Regions from separate parts of the Homo sapiens genome. Here region 1 is linked to region 2. Evidence: read pairs that join two places in POLR2A ChIA-PET (ENCODE). Cell type or tissue: B cell. All regions are shown on one strand. Each heading gives the region's core, and the rest is flanking DNA. Links, peaks and the distances in the headings are about the cores only.

What was found. ChIA-PET counts read pairs that join two places held together with the same protein. Peaks named below come from ENCODE experiments on the same cell type or tissue, not always from the same donor. Only the 100,000 strongest peaks of a DNase experiment are listed, where the experiment ranks them.
Region 1: POLR2A ChIA-PET joins it to region 2 with 6 read pairs; 9 of 35 experiments call an interaction of 5 or more read pairs at or near these places.

Annotation. Positions count from the first base shown.
Region 1 is chr11:95,215,838-95,218,763 of GRCh38, reverse strand. All of the region lies in intron 1 of SESN3 (sestrin 3), which reads left to right. Among named protein-coding and RNA genes, the nearest start is that of SESN3, 14 kb to the left of the region's middle. In B cell, for the core only: no CTCF peak of the experiment used is centred there; no DNase peak of the experiment used is centred there; H3K27ac peaks cover 548 bases.
Region 2 is chr11:95,285,664-95,288,589 of GRCh38, reverse strand. No RefSeq gene overlaps it. Among named protein-coding and RNA genes, the nearest start is that of SESN3, 56 kb to the right of the region's middle. In B cell, for the core only: no CTCF peak of the experiment used is centred there; no DNase peak of the experiment used is centred there.

The DNA of each region.
Region 1 (2,926 bases), core at 307-2,806, 70 kb after region 2:
CAGGAGAATGCCGTGAACCCGGGAGGCGGAGCTTGCAGTAAGCTGAGATCGCGCCATTGCACTCCAGCCTGGGCGACAGAGCGAGATGCTGTCTCAAAAAAAAAAAAAAAAAAAAAGAGGGTAAATCTATGTTTAGGTAGATGGGAATGTAGAAACAGTTTTTTTTGTAAAATTATACAGATTGCTATTTTATGCTTATCAGAATTCTATGTCAGATGCTATTACCTTTTCCTGGCCTTCAGATTCTTAGGCAAGAAATGTTAAGGCTATAAACATTTATAAATCACTGAATACTATATGAATATCTTTAATTAGTTTGTGTATTTTGGAAACATTAAGTGCTCTCACCTGTTAGGCACTGAACAGACTTAGAATGAGAACATCAGAGTTTTTACCTACGTAGCGTGATGACTTGCAACTTATGCCTGGGTCTCTTAGAGATCTTCAAGGTTATGCCTCCCAGTTGACACTACAGTCAAGAGTAGGATTTGGTAAACTTTCTGTAAAGGGCTGGGTAATAATATTTTGGGCTTACAGGCCATACACATAAGCACAGTAGTTCTTCTATAGTAAGTAATTGTAAAGCTTTGAACTAATTGTCTTATTGTCTTAAAATCCTAATTCTCTACCTACCTTCCCCAACCAACATTAGCATAGTGGTGCTCAAGAAATGTGTCATGTAATAAATGAACCTACACTTACTCCAGAGGGGACAAAGGTGGTACCTGATGCAGGAATATGTGAGTGTTGGTGTTGGAGAGTGTTGTGAGAGGAAGATTATTCAGCAGAAACAAACCCTTCCTCTGATGAGCAGAAGTGGTGGATGTCAGTAATTTAAAAATGGAAAATCAAGTCATTCAGAATACTTTTTATAGGGATAATCTTTTAAAATTGCACACTGAGCATTTAATCAATGTAAGTAATATGGCACCATTATCTAGGTTGCACATTTGTGAAAGCATCAGTATATGATGCGTTCCATGGTTGGGATCTAATGATACCCAGATCAAGCCATGACATAACTAGTGCAGTGTGCAAGATTCAAGCCCTATTCAGTCAGAATTCTTCCTTTGAAATGAGGATTGACAATTAAGCTTTTTTTTTTTTTTTTTAAACGGAGTCTGGCTCTTGTCGCCCAGGCTGGAGTGCAGCAACACCATCTCAGCTCACTGCAACCTCCACCTCCCGGGTTCAAGCAATTCTCCTGCCTCAGCCTCCCAAGTAGCTGGGATTACAGGTGCCCACCACCGTGCCCGGCTAATTTTTGTATTTTTAGTAGAGACGGGGATTTCACCATGTTGGCGAGGCTGGTCTTGAACTCCTGACCTCAAGTGATCCACCCACCTTGGCCTCCCAAAGTGCTGGGATTACTGGCATGAGCTACAGTGGCTGACAGTTAAGTAGTTTAATAATGTATGCTTCAAATTATATTTGACAGGGAGTCCCCTGACTAACTCTTGTTATAGTTGTGCAGTTTTATGATTACATATGGGAGAATTAAATGCACAAAAAGCATACATTGATATGGGTGACCTTTCTTATCTGTCTTTTATCTTGTGAAGTATCACTAGTCTAAACACATGTGGTTTTAAAAAACAAATTCACATGATGTATAAGCATATAGTAGTGGAAAATATTTTACTTTTTTTTTTTTTTTTGAGACAGAGTCTTGCTCTGTTGTCCAGGCTGGAGTGCAGTGACATGATCGTGGCTCACTGCAACCCCCACCTCCAGGGTTCAAGCGATTCTCCTGCCTCAGCCTCCTGAGAAGCTGGGAGTACAGGCATGCACCACCACACCCAGCTAGTTTTTGTATTTTTAGTAGAGACAGGGTTTCACCATATTAGTCAGGCTGGTCTCGAACTCCTGACCTCATAATCCACCTGCCTCAGCCTCCCAAAGTGCTGGGATTACAGGTGTGAGCCACTATGCCTGGCCAGTATTTTACTCTTAATTGATGTTAAACTTTTAAACTACAAGACATCTGTGTGGTTTTTTTTTTTTATCTTGCCTCCTTTACTAATTATTGCTAATATCTATGTGATTTTATCTTACTTCCTTTACTAATTATTAGATTTTTATTAGAGCTGTTGTGGAAAACATATTTGTCACAGTGGAAAATGGAATGAATTGATAATAAGCACCTCAATGATATAACTCCATTTGTAGTTAGATATAGATTATTTATAGAAACAATTGGATTTTTAAAAACACTGAATAAGAAATTACCTAGAATGTTGCCATCAATGTGCTGAAGCATTTCATTTTTCATTTTAGAGTGCTACTAAAATTTGAACTCATTGTGACAGTGTATATTTAGTAAATTTTGCATTTAATAAACTACTGTGTTATCATTCATAAAAAGTGCCATGATATCACAAAAATGAAGTAATATGTCCTCTAGCAGTCCTAACCTGTCCATTTCCTTTTCAGTGATAGGTATACATTACATGACTGTCAAAGAGGAGTCCATTGTTACTATAAAAGGCCATTTCTTTTTGTTCTACCTTTATAGTCATCTTAACACATTTTATTGTTTATGGATCATCAACTATTTGACAGAAGGTGTAGAGCACTTAGAAACTAAAATGCAGTGTGCTGTCTATTGTATATCAATCAATTTAAGATAAAGGATTTCTTTTTTTTTTTTTTTCTTTTTTTTTTTTGAGATGGAGTCTCTCTCTGTTGCCCAGGCTGGAGTGCAGTGGCGGGATCTCGGCTCACTGCAAGCTCCGCCTCCCGAGTTCACGCCATTCTCCTGCCTCAGCCTCCCAAGTAGCTGGGACTACAGGCGCCCACCACCATGCCCGGCTAATTTTTTGTATTTTTAGTAGAGACGGGGTTTCACCGTTTTAGCCAGGATGGTCTCGATCTCCTGACCTCGTGATCCGCCCGCCTCGGCCTCCCAAAGTGCTGGGACTACAGG
Region 2 (2,926 bases), core at 315-2,814:
AATTGAGAATGCACATAACAGCAAAATTTACTACATGTTTAGTAAGGTTTTTGAACAAATGTGTGTTTTATTAATCACTCTAACACCTACATACAGTAAAAGAAAAATGTGGTATATAATGTAAGACTTAATGTTCACATCTATTTCCATCCTTTAAATGTTTCACTGAAACAAAAATGAATAATGGTTGTCTAAGGAAAGTATTTCTAAGGAAATGGTTGTCTAAGGAAAATATATATAATATATATTATATATATTTATATATATTATATTATATATAATATATAATATTATATAATATATATTATATATAAATATATAAATAGATAATTTATATAAATTTAATAAATTTATGTAAATATAAATTTATATATAAATATAATATATAAATATATATTATAAATAATGTATTTATTTACAAGGTATATTTTACATATAAATATATAATTAGATATAATATATAATATATAAATTTATATGAATATAAATAAATATAAATATAAATAAATATGTCTAAGGAAATGGTTGTCTAAGGAAAATCTTCCTGGAAAATTCACCTTGTGAGAGTATCAGAAAAGAAAACTAGGGCTTTAGGTAGTTCTTGAACCTCCCACACAGACATACAATAGTGTGTTTAGGGGGAAGAGGAGGAGCAAGTTGAGAAATTACAACGAAAGGCAACTCTGCCCTTAAGTGAAATACTGTCTTCCTAAGTTCTCTGCCACCAAAAAAAAAAGCCATCCTCCTTTGCAAGTGTAGGTAGGAACCCCCAAACTGCCTTCTGGAGGAAAACCTACTTATAAAGAGCCTAGAAGTAGCTCTTTAATCCAAGGATCTATACAGTTGCAGAAAAAGTATAGCTGATGGCATAACCCTTGCTCATAAAGATAAACTGAAAATTATCAATAGATATTGGAAGAAAACAAACAGCATATAAAGAAAAGGACTAAAATCACAAAGGAAACAGAGATAATCCAGGGAACAGAAAGAACCTTTTCAAAACATTTTAATTAAAATCCTCAGATATTCAAGATGTTGCATCAATTAAATAAGAACAGAATACTATGTAAAAAGGAGCAACCAGGCCGGGCGCGGTGGCTCACGCCTGTAATCCCAGCACTTTGGGAGGCCGAGGCGGGCGGATCACGAGGTCAGGAGATCGAGACCATCCTGGCTAACACGGTGAAACCCCGTCTCTACTAAAAATACAAAAAAAAAAAATTAGCCGGGCGTGGTGGCGGGCGCCTGTAATCCCAGCTACTCGGGAGGCTGAGGCAGGAGAATGGCATGAACCCAAGAGGCGGAGCTTGCAGTGAGCCGGGATAGCGCCACTGCAGTCCAGCTTGGGCGAAAGAGTGAGACTCCGTCTCAAAAAAAAAAAAAAAAAAAAAAAAAGGAGCAACCAGTCCAAAACAGGAAATTAAAAGTTCTAAGAAGTTTAAAAAGTGGACAGGAATATGCTGAATACAGCGGACCCCAAAAAATACCTCAAAATAATTTAGATACTCAAAAAAATAAAGTCAAAAAAAGCTCCCAAAATGTGGATCAAAAAAGTGTTTTAAAAAGTAAAATATGAAAGAAAAAACAGTAGACAAGCAGGAAGAGAGTGGGCAATGATGTAGTGTTACTTTCTGATCTTTCATAGTCAATAATTCTCTCCAGCTGATGATAACAAGAAACAGAAGGGCGAGTATATTTTCTAAAGTTGAGTGGTTACCAGTAAAATTAAAAACACAGCCTGTCAATAGTGACTGCTTTCAGGACATGAAACTGGGAAGCTGTCTTTGGGATGAAAGAGTTCATTCTATGGACTCACGTTTTCGTTGGGGAAAAAAATACCACATTACATTTATTTTAATGTTTTTCATAAAGTTATCATTAGAAATTATAAACCATTGAAAGAATTGAGACACCATTTCCACATTCTCCAAATCCTCACCACCCATGAGAATTACCTAAGGAAGGCAAAAATCAATCTATTCTCTGCCAAACAAGGGGTCTTTTGTAACAAAAGAAATCCCGGAAAGAAGAGCATATCCTGCTGTGTGTCAGGGGCTTTTCCAGGTGCTCTGGATAAAACAGTTAATAAACAACAAAAATCCTGCCCTCATAGAGCTTACCTTCTTCCCTTAGCATATAAAGCCATAGTTATTACTTTGCAATTAATAGGCTCAGTGTCGTTTTAACTGAGGAGTATTTCTCAGGTGAGAATAGACCATATGATATTCAGAAGAAAAAAATTAACTATTTCACAATTGTGAAATTATAATTTAATATTAGGTAAATTCAGGTGGAACCCATCATCTCCCAACCCCGTTCCCTACAACACTCCATGCCAAGAAGAGACCTTCCCAAGATATTTTCCTTTTCCCAAGGAGAGTTTGGGGTAGACCACCCGTGTGAAGGATTTTAAAGAGGAAGTTTCAGGAAAGAGACGACATAGGGGAGATCAAGGCAGAGAATGAGAGAGCTGCCATGAGGGACTAGAAATAGGGGCACCTTTGTTTGGTGTAGGGGAACAGGTTAGGAAAACACCACCATCACCACCACCACCACCACAACCACCACCACCATCACCACCACAACTCCCAATTATCAGGCTCTGTGCCCTTTAAGGCTGATTAACTGAACCCTTGAGTAAAAGAACTGCCTGCTCCTCCTGAAGAGTTTGCATGGTCCTGGGGCAGGTTGACATGGAGACACTCAAGAGCAGGCAGGCTCTCTTATCACAGGGCATCTTGCAGGTTCACACATCAGGGATAGTTTGAAGGATGCTTGTTTGGAGAAGGTGAGAAATGAGGCCAGAGAGGTATATTGGACAGATTTTGAAAACTACCTCTTGGGTTACACCAGAACTTCAAAAGGAAGTCGAGAAACATACAAAGGCACAAAATATACAAATAAGAAAGGAGTAAGGGAGGAGAAG